Regions from separate parts of the Homo sapiens genome. Here region 2 is linked to region 1. A link is an interaction called in ENCODE POLR2A ChIA-PET data of the cell type or tissue named here. Cell type or tissue: MCF 10A. All regions are shown on one strand. Links, peaks and the distances in the headings refer to the core of each region. The heading gives the core; the rest is flanking DNA.

Evidence for each region. Peaks named below come from ENCODE experiments on the same cell type or tissue, not always from the same donor. Only the 100,000 strongest peaks of a DNase experiment are listed, where the experiment ranks them.
Region 2: POLR2A ChIA-PET joins it to region 1 with 5 read pairs; 1 of 35 experiments calls an interaction of 5 or more read pairs at or near these places.

What each region holds. Positions count from the first base shown.
Region 1 is chr4:144,706,962-144,712,344 of GRCh38, forward strand. It overlaps HHIP (hedgehog interacting protein), which reads left to right. Exons shown (of 13, transcript NM_022475.3): 6 at 126-299; 7 at 1,207-1,350; 8 at 4,989-5,110. All of the region lies in intron 1 of LOC124900791 (a long non-coding RNA gene), which reads right to left. Among named protein-coding and RNA genes, the nearest start is that of HHIP, 63 kb to the left of the region's middle. In MCF 10A, for the core only: no CTCF peak of the experiment used is centred there; a DNase peak (open chromatin) is centred at 3,400.
Region 2 is chr4:143,614,760-143,620,142 of GRCh38, forward strand. The region is part of intron 5 of FREM3 (FRAS1 related extracellular matrix 3); the gene reads right to left. Among named protein-coding and RNA genes, the nearest start is that of FREM3, 83 kb to the right of the region's middle. In MCF 10A, for the core only: no CTCF peak of the experiment used is centred there; a DNase peak (open chromatin) is centred at 2,222.

The DNA of each region.
Region 1 (5,383 bases), core at 308-5,307:
AATATATGTTTCCTTATTTACTATGTGCCAGGAGTTTGTTTTTTCATTTATATACTATTCACTTTCTGATGGACTCATCTTAAATCTTTTAACAGTCATGGTATTGTTTTCTTCCCACAATGTAGAAAAAATCCACACCAAGTTGATTTGAGAACAGCCAGAGTCTTTCTTGAAGTTGCAGAACTCCACAGAAAGCATCTGGGAGGACAACTGCTCTTTGGCCCTGACGGCTTTTTGTACATCATTCTTGGTGATGGGATGATTACACTGGATGATATGGAAGAAATGGATGGGTTAAGGTAAAAGGCTGATCACAGATGGGTTCCTCTCAAGGTTAAAATAGTTTAAGTGCCAGAAGAAAAGGTGGGCACCAGTGAATTAAGAACCATCTTTGAATGGTCACCTTGGTTAAATACTTAACTTTTGTCATCAGTGTCTGCATTTATGAAATGAAGAGGAATTCACTAATATGCTACGTGATCTTTTGTTTGTCATGAAAAGAGTTACTGTTGTGTAGTTCTCTGTTCCAGGGCTGCCTCTGCTCCACAAAGCACTGAGAAGCAGTGGCCCTGTACAACCATACTGCCTCTCAACACTGTGTAATAGGCTAACACCGCCCAGCGAACCTTCCTGGGAGATATAGAATACATAGGTTTAGGCTGACAAAAATTAAGAGAACAGAGGCAAAAAAAAAAAAGCAGTGTACTACTGATGCCACAGTCCTCAGCCACCATCACACAGTGTCTTGGTTCAGTTGCTTGTCTGGAACGGCCCAGTTTCATTTTCCACAATAAGGAATTTATTTTATTTAATTATTCCTTTATTTATTCAGACAAGGTCTCACTCTATTGCTCAGGCCAGCATGTAGCAGCACCATTATGGCTCACTGTGGCTTCAAACCCCTGGGCTCAAGAGATCCGCCTGGCCGCATGCCACCACATCTGGCTCATTTTAAAATTTTTTGTAGAGATGGAGTCTCGCTATGTTGCCAGGCTGGCCTTGAACTCTTGGCATTAAACAATCCTCTCACCTTGGCTTCCCAAAGTGCTGGGATTACAGACGTGAGCCACTGCATCCAGCCACTTTAATATTTTATTTCAACTAAGGGGATGATTTTTTCATCAATAGAGCAACCTCACCATATTTAATATAGGTGAAATATATAATGAAAATGTAAAACACATACTCTGTCCCCCAATTTCTCAGTGATTTCACAGGCTCAGTGCTACGGCTGGATGTGGACACAGACATGTGCAACGTGCCTTATTCCATACCAAGGAGCAACCCACACTTCAACAGCACCAACCAGCCCCCCGAAGTGTTTGCTCATGGGCTCCACGATCCAGGCAGGTGAGAACACAAGTCTGTCTTCTCACTGGCTTTTAAGCCAGGCGGGGATCCGAGAACTGGGAAAATATAGCATAGAGCATATACCATCACAGAGCAGCCAAAGGTAGTATCTAAGGCCATGCCTCTAAAGTCACAACAGGTCATTACTCAAGTGAGTATTTAGCACACTGTCTTCTATTACTGTGAGAAGCAGATTGAGAAGGCAGATTAGACAACGAAAAGGACAAATTCATGGAGAAAATTTCACCTTAAAATGTGGAGAGGTTATTATCAGATAAACACTATTGGACTAGTATAATGACCAAGACTTTAATCTGAACAGTTTAGAGAGATCAACTTTTTGATTTGTCTCCTTAAATCCCACTAAGTCTTAAGTTCTTTATATATTACATGGCGGTGATAATAACTGCCTTGCTATGATTAAATAAAAATCTGTAAGTAAAGTACCAAATAGTGTGTCTGACTCCTGGTAGGTTTTAAATGAATTGCAATTCTTGTTATCATAGCTTCACTTAAATATGATGCTGCAGTGTTAATTTGCAAGGAGTTGAGCTAAATATTAACTTTTATTTCACTTTGAAAACATTGCAAATACTAAAGGACTCCATATTAACTGTTGGTACTACCATGAACCAAAACAAAGGAAAACTAAAAAGTATGTAGGGTGGGAAATTTGGGGTACATTTTGTAAAAATGCTATGAAGTATAATACAGCAATTTCAGTAACGAAAGCTTCATCCAGTCTATGGTCTATTATTCATACTCAGGGATATCTGGCCACATCCATTTATTCACTAAGTAGGTTATTATTACCATTTAATGTTTATTGAGTGTTCACTATGTGCAAGGTGAATATTTCTCAAACTTTTTATTTTTATAATCCCTCATGCCCTTCATCTCTCCTCCATCAAACCCAAGTCTACAGTTCATTTCCTTTTTGGCATCTCAGCAGATCTTAAAATCTGTGAGACAGGGAATACTTAAGGTGGGTTCAGGATGTGGAGGAAACTGTCACATTCCATTCCTAGAGCTCAGAACTCACAGATACCACCACAAAGCAACACTTTGAAGTCAGGCAGCCTGAGTCACCACAATCCCGCTGGAGCTTTCTCACAACCTTCCTGGGGGTCCTGAACCTCAATGCAAAAACATGGGATGAGGTGCTTTACAGACCAGATGTGTGGCAAGATGCCTGTGCTGCGGAGCCTCCCCACCTCTGGTGGCAGAGGGCTGAAGGAAAAGTTGGTGTTTATATTCCACCTCCCTCCAAAAGTATTCTAAGCAGAAGACGATTTAATAAAGCAGAAAGAAAACTAAATTAATTATTGGCTAAAAATAAAGGGAACTTTTATTAAGCACTTGCTGTGGGGTGCTGAACTAAGTATCTTGTGTACTTTATCTCCTCTCTGCTTCTCAGCAAGGCTCACCATCAGCCCCACTTCTCCCACTCCCCTTTTATTAATAGACTAGTTAAAGGACAGTGATAGATGCACAGCAAAATTGAGAAAAAGGTATAGACATTTTTATATTACCCGTACCTCCACACATGCATAGTCTCTCGCATTATGATCATCCCCCATAGAGAAACATTTGTTATAGTTGATGAACTGACATTGACACGTCATAATCACCCAGAGCCCATGGTTTACATTAGGGTTCACTCTTGGTGTTGTGAATTCTGTAGGTTTAGACAAATGGATAATGACATGTATCCACCATTATAGTATCACCCAGAGAGTTTCACTGGCAGGGCCCTTTTTCACATGAGAAACTGAAGGTTACAAGGGTCAAGCAGTTCTTAGTGGACCTGGTATTCAGCCAGAGCCATAGCTCCAAGCCCCCAGCAACTCTACCTGGCCTGCTTTCCAGATTTGCTGTTTCTTGTTGGAAACAAGTCAAACCTCTTTTTCTCATAGTTTCTCTATCTTCAAAGAAAGGTAATAGAGGAAAATGTTCTCTCCACTATGGATTTAGTTCCACCTTAAGTCACAGCATGACTGTATCATGATCCCTGCCAGGCATTGTCTTCTGTGAATCATTGAACTAGAGAGGACAATAAAGGGACTGTTGCCACAGAACAACTAACCCATCTTTGGCAGGTCACGCTTATGGTTTCCCTATCATGAATGAGATCATTGGGAGCCAAGAGTTTATGTTTTGTTTTTTGTTTGTTCTTTTATAATTTCTACATGACTCTTACGTCTCTTAAGAACCAGCACCAACTCTCAATTTTTTATTTTATTTTTTAAATTTCTTTATTAGCTCCAATGGTTTCATTTTGTTTTTAAGTAATTAATATATTTTGTTGGCCTAGAACAGTGATTCTCAATGGGATAATTTTACCCCCAGGGGACATTTGGCTATGTCTGGGAACATTTTTGGTTTTCACAATTAGAGTGTGATGGGGGTGAGGGAGTGATGCTACTGGCATTTTGCCTGTAGAGGCCAGAGATGCTGCTAAACACCCTACAGTTGGCAGCACAGCCTCCCCAGACAAAAAATTACCTGGCCCAAAATGTCAGCAGTGCCAAGATAGAGAAACCTAAAAACAATGCAAGCCTGTTTTCCACACTTTTGATAACTTCCAAAATTGTATTATATAACTTCATTCTTCCCCCAACCCAAGCTCCTCATACCCAGTCCCTCAGTGATTGAAACATTCCACAAACCTTGAACCCCTCTTATATTCCTGGCTTTGAACCAGATAACAGGAAGATAGTGATGAAGTTGCAAGTCCTCCCCTTATGGAGCTTCCTGTCAGTGGCTTAAGTCACAGAGATACTCTGGCCCCCAGATTAGGGATGGAAAACATGAAAACAGAGTCAACGTAAAAGACCTCGATATTTGTAGGGACCAGCTTTACTATATTCCTGGAATTAAAGCACATGTTTTCCTGTGTTAGAGCAGCCTAAGTTTTAGAATGCAGCAATTTCATGTAAGAAACCCAAAATTAATGTTATAACTAGTACTGTTTTGTGTGGCACAGAGATGAGTTGATGGTAACACTGTTGTTTTTTTTATGTTATTTTACCTTAAGTTCTGGGATACATGTGCTGAACTTGCAGGTTTCTTACATAGGTTTACATGTGCCATGGTAGTTTGCTGCACCTATCAACCCGTCATCTAGGTTTTAAGCCCGTATGCGTTAGGTATTTGTCCTAAGGCTCTTCGTCCCCCTGCACCCCGCCCCCCAACAGGCCCCAGTGTGTGATGTTTCCCTCCCTGTGTCCATGTGTTCTCATTGTTCAACTCCCACTTATGAGTAAGAACAGGCGGTGTTTGGTTTTCTGTTCCTGGATGGTGACACCGATTCTTATTCACAATACTTTACCAGTGTATTATACATGTGATATTCCTTAAGAACAGACTAACAATTGTTTTAAGACAGTGTGCATATTTATAACATAAGAAATTATAAATCATAAGAGAAATTAAGAAATATATTCCAGAGATTAAGCTTCAACCAAGTAAGCAAACACATCGGACTACTTCCTTCAGTGCTTTCTAGAAGATCCAAACTAAATTGCCATAGGATCCTTGCCAGTCCACAAAGGGCTCCTTCCTATGTCAGGAATCTCCAGTCTGAGCTTGGAAAAGATCACGGTAGGAATTAATGTGTATCCCCTCTTGTTATGCAGATGTGCTGTGGATAGACATCCCACTGATATAAACATCAATTTAACGATACTGTGTTCAGACTCCAATGGAAAAAACAGATCATCAGCCAGAATTCTACAGATAATAAAGGGGAAAGATTATGGTATGTAGAGCATAATTTGCTGATTTTGCTTTAGTTCAAGTTTTGTCTTAGTATATTTAGTAATTGAAGAGAAAGGGATTTCTGAAAAATGAGCATTTGGGAAAGCATAAAAACACTGGCCTAACAATCATGCAGGAGTAAATTGCTCACTTTTTAAAGCTCCAGTGACTCTTACAAGCCCTGAGGGTTCCATCTGGTTAATTACCATGGATTGAAAGGTTCTCAGTAGGTCCAAAAAATTTAACCGTCCTTCAAAAGTTAGCAGCTTATATT
Region 2 (5,383 bases), core at 91-5,090, 1.1 Mb before region 1:
CTGATTTGCAAACTTTGCTGATTTTTGTTGTATTAATATTCCCATCATAGCCAACTTCAACTATCAATGTGAAGTCACTGAGCATAGAGTAGGGAAGAGGTGCACAGAATCAGCTTTCAGGAGCAGTTACTAGCTGGATCCAGCATACCACTCTATCCATGATGATGATGGCATCGATTGCCCCTGTCCAGGCCTCCCTCACCTCACTGGCAGCCTGAGAATTTGTGAAGTTACTTTAAAAATTAATAACTTATTTACAAAAGAGTATTTATGGCTCAGTCTCTGTGGCTACATATTACATTTGCTTTACAAAAATCATAAATGTTAAAATCAGAGAGAAAGTCCTATTAAGGAACTACACTAAAGGGTAATTAAATCATTATATTATGTTGTTTGGTTACTTTATGAGGTGGCCAGGGCGTTTTATCAATGAGAAAATTGAGGCAGAGAATGCCCCATGATATCCAAGGAGTCAAAGACCCATCTCCTGATAGTCAGCCTGGGGCACTTTTTACTTTCTCACATTGTCTTTAGTTGTTTGTTTAGTTGATTATAAATTCTTTTAAACACACAATTTTCTTTTAATATGTACATTTTAGTAGGACAGCAAGACAAGCAATCACCCTCTTTAAAGTGCAGCAGCTAACACCTCATTGGAGCAGGAGGCTTTTGGACCCCAGGCACAAGTCACCTCATGCCCCAGGAGGGCTGATGATTGAAGGGTGGTGGGAGAACCAGAGGAGAGAGGAGGAGGGTAGCAAAGGCTCGGCTGGAGCAGCATGGGAGCGTCTATCTAGAGGGGACTTTGGTACTTTTGTTTCCAGCAGATTGGCCAGTCAGGTACTCTGGGATGCCCGTACAGTAAAAAACAACTAGAAAAAATAATGATTCTGGCTTTTCTGTTCTCATAGGGAATATCGTCAAGTGTAGGGAATATCGTCAAGTGTCAAAAAAAAAACAAAAACCCAAAAACCCACAAACAAAACAAAATTGAAATTAAAAATAACTAAAACAAACCATAAAAACCCTCCCCCAACCTGAAATCCCATAACCCATAGAAGGGATTCCCATTCAGAAGGTGGTATCCCCCCAAGAGCAGGTGCACTATCACCATTGCAGGTGGAGACAGGCCTTGGGCAAGGGCACCTCACAGAGCTGACTTGGAAGCTATGGTTATGCCTGAGGATACAGGGCAGCAGGAGTGTGTCTGGATCAGTAGTACCCTCTGAATCCTGGAGTAAGCAAAGCAAACCTTTCTTGGAGGAAAACATTTTCAAGTGAAGCCCTCAGATCTTTCACAGATTCAGATCAAATACATGTAAGATTTTAGATGCATAGAAAAAACATCTCTACAAAGACAACTTTTAGATGAAAAACAAAGTGCTTAACAATGGAAGCCAGAATATGTTGGAATAATAACTTTAAAATGCTAGGAGAGAATTACTACCAACCTAGAATTTCAAGACTGGAGTTGAAATAAAGACATGTTCTGATAAACAGAAAATGGTGAGAGTTTACGCCCAGAAAACCTTCAGTAAGGGGACTTTTAAACCATATGATTTGTACTTCAGGAACAGAAAACTATAATCCCCCCAAACCGTCTGAGATGCAAAGTTTAACTTCTATAACCTATGAACACATCTACAACTAAATAAATCAACACAGAGAATCTTTTTTAAAAGGAAAGAAAAAAGAAAGTCTTTCACCTGGACATGCTTGGAACCCTTTAAGAATTATCCACTTTTGGCCGGGCGCAGTGGCTCACACCTGTAATCCCAGCACTTTGGGAGGCCGAGGCGGACGGATCACGAGGTCAGGAGATTGAGACCATCCTGGCTAACACTATGAAACCCCGTCTCTACTAAAAAAATACAAAAAAGAAAATTAGCCGGGCGTGGTGGTGGGCACCTGTAGTCCCAGCTACACGGGAGGCTGAGGCCGGAGAATGGCGTGAACCCGGGAGGCGGAGCTTGCAGTGAGCCAAGACGGCGACACTGCACTCCAGCCTGGGCAACAGAGCGAGACTCCGTCTCAAAAAAAAAAAGGAAGAAAGAAAAAAGAATCATCTGTTTTCTACCTCCATCTTAGGGGATGACCCACAGAAAAAATCCAATCGGAGAAGTGGGGCGAGGTCCATGGCTTGTGGTTTACTACGCAGTTCTTTTTAACTGGATAGAGTAGATCATTAAAAACCGCAACGTATTTGACTTGGGCCTGACCAAAAACCACAGGATGATTCAATGCTGTACCTACTCATTTGGTTTTAGGTTCTGTGGTTTGCTATTCATTGGCTGTTCCTCCAATAAGGCAGTTTTTTAACAAGAGAGTGACTAATGAGAAGAAAAAGATGGATGAGATTTTTCTTAAGAATGAAATAATGCCGAGAAATGTCTAATTTCCAAGTCTTTACTTAAAGAATCTTTGCGCTTAAAACATTTCATTATAGAGCAAGAGTTTTCAGTTGGGCTGATTTTACCTGCTAGGGGACACTTGGCAATGTCTGGTGACATTTTTGGGGGTCACAGATGGAGGTGGTAGATGCGTCTAGATGCTAGATACTTGCATCTAGTATATAGAGACCAGGGATGCTGCTTAACATTTTACAAAGCATGGGACAGCCCCCACAATAAACAGTTATTCAAAACATTAATGGTGCCAAGGTTGAGAAGAGGAACAAGAATAAATTCTCCTCTGCCCTGGAAGACAGAGGATTTGGCAGTAAACAGATAATTTAAGATATTTAAAACCAACTACAAGGACAAACCTTTGTAATGCATCTTCAAGATCTTCATGTTTGTTGCGTTTGGCTATATATCCAGAGATAGGCTTATTGCCTATTCTTTAACTAAGATTTCCTCTTGAAAGCACCAGATATAGCCAGCTCCATATAATGTTAGCAACTCTTGGGTTTAAGCTAGTTTTACATTTGGGAAGGAAAAAGTGAAGAGGAGAAAAAACAAGCTAGGTGAGGTACTCCTTGAGGCCTTTCTCCTTAGCTAGCTGATCACTGAAAGGATGTGCCTAATTCTTTCTTCCATTGGTGCACTGGGGCTCTAGTTTGGGTCTTGCAATAATGGGCAAGTATGTGGGAGCTACGGGGTGTGGTTGAGGCTGGACAGACCAGCTATTGTAGAAAGTGTACTCATGCTTTGCTCTGGGCTTCAAGCTGGGCTTCTTCTGGTATTAGTGACACATTCTCTGTCTACAACCAAAGTGTCCAGCAGACAATGGTGCTAAAGTCTCTTAGATGTGAATGAAAGAGATGAGATGGTAAACAGCCCAGTTGAATAGATCATATGTAATTGCTACGCTAGAAAAATTCACCGAGTGTCTGTCTGTTCATCCCTTGGAAAGAGCTATGCTGCAGAAGGACCATCCAAATGAATAGCGAGGCTCAGTGTCTGGCACGGAGTCAGCTAGGATGGAGGAGTGCTGCTTCCCCAAGTAGGAGGGCTACACCTAACTTTAGCTTCTCATAAGATTCCCTTATGTAATCCAACTTCCCACATGATTTCCAGATGTGAAAGCTGGCATGCCTGGAAAACTCCCTGCATAGCTGGTGCACAACTCAGACTGCTTGACACCTGAGCCTTGACCCCGAGATCCCCACATAAGAAGGTATTTTCATGTTTGTGGTTAAAAAAAAGAAAAAGAAAAAGAAAAAATAGGATACAACAGGGTCGGGGCCCTTCCTGGAACACTAAGCCACTGTATGCAAGGTAGCATCTTGACTCTTGCATATCTCTTGGTGGAACTGAAACTGAGGGCTAAGCTGATTAAGTTTGCCAAACTTAACCTGCCTTGCTTGCTTTTAACAGCTTACTTATGGCTTATGGTAAAACTCCCATTAGCAGCCAAGTATGGTGGCACACACCTGTAGTCCCAGCACCTTGGGAAGCCAAGTCAGGAGAATCACTTGAAGTCAGGAGTTCGAGACCAGCCTGGGCAACATAGTGAGAACTTCGTCTCTACAAAAAATTTTAAAAATTATCCATGCATACAGGTTGGTGCCTGTAGTCCCAGCTACTCCAGAGGCTGAGGTGGAAAGATGGCTTGAGCCCAGGAGTTTGATCCTGCAGTGAGCTGTGATGGAGTCACTGCACTCCAGCCTGGGTGATAGAGTGAAACCCTGTCTCAAAATCCTCCCCCAACCTACCAAGAAACCAACAACAAAAAACTCCCACTAGCAAATCACTTAGCCAAACAATGCATAACTAAACTCCCACTAGCTTCCTTATAGATAACATCTCTAACTGTGGGGACTATAATAACATTGCTTAAAGTTGTTTTTCAGGAACTAGGGGGCAGCTCTTGTCCAGTTCAAGCTGTCGAGACCACTGACCTTTAACTGGGCCTGCTTGAGTGCCCAAAGAGTGATCTTTTGATGTCAGAGGGCCAAAAGCTCCAACCTCAGATTATGCTAACACTGCCATTTTGTGCATATGTGTCCTATGAATTACCATGTAGCTTGATTAGTTTTGCACAGAAACCCCAATTACCTCACCTTTCCTACTTGCCAATCACCTTTCCCCATGCTTTAGAAGACCCTGCTTTCTATTTCATAAGTACTCCCAAATTTTGATTCGTTCTCTTGTATCTTTGTATGGCAGCCTTGTGAAGGAAATTTTTTCTCTTTTGCAAAACCTGTCACCACAGTGATTGTCTTGCTGTGCGCAAGCAGAATGAACCTGGCCAGTAACAGAATTATAAGTGTGAACGTTGTAAATCTTCTCATACTCATATCGTGTGCCATTGTGGTATTTGTCCTCACCTACTCCCCATGTATAGGATGAAAGTTCAATTCGGTTATTTAAACATCTCTGGAAGTCATGTTAAAGTAAATGTTTAACAATTACTTATTTTCATAAATAAAATGAACATGAGCTACATACACAGTGCAGTGGAAAGCAGACTCATGCTTTGTATGTTACTAATAATTCACAAATACTAAACATGACTACAGGTAAGTGAAGGAGGCAACTAGTTTTATGCTGTGTTTTGCTGGGGACCTCAAGGCCCTACTATTAAAGTTTCCATCTGCCAAGGTACTGCCTGCCCCTACTAAATGATTAGTGCACCATCAGTGTTTACAAACAATGTTGTGGGGGTATTATTTAAAAAAAAAACCAAAACATTGTTTGGGAGAGGAAGAAAAGCTGGAGGAATAAATTCTCCCTTGCTGACATATCAACAAGTAGGAGCACTGATTTTGAGAGACTGAATATACAGATGGAAAATGGCCATACCATACATAAAAAGAGAACTCTGACCCACAATCTGCAGCAATTAGTCCAGGAAGCCAAGCCACCACCTCTGTAGCAATCAGCAATCAAATGGTCAAGACTTACTAAATAACTGCCAGCTTCCCTAATTTCTGCTCCCA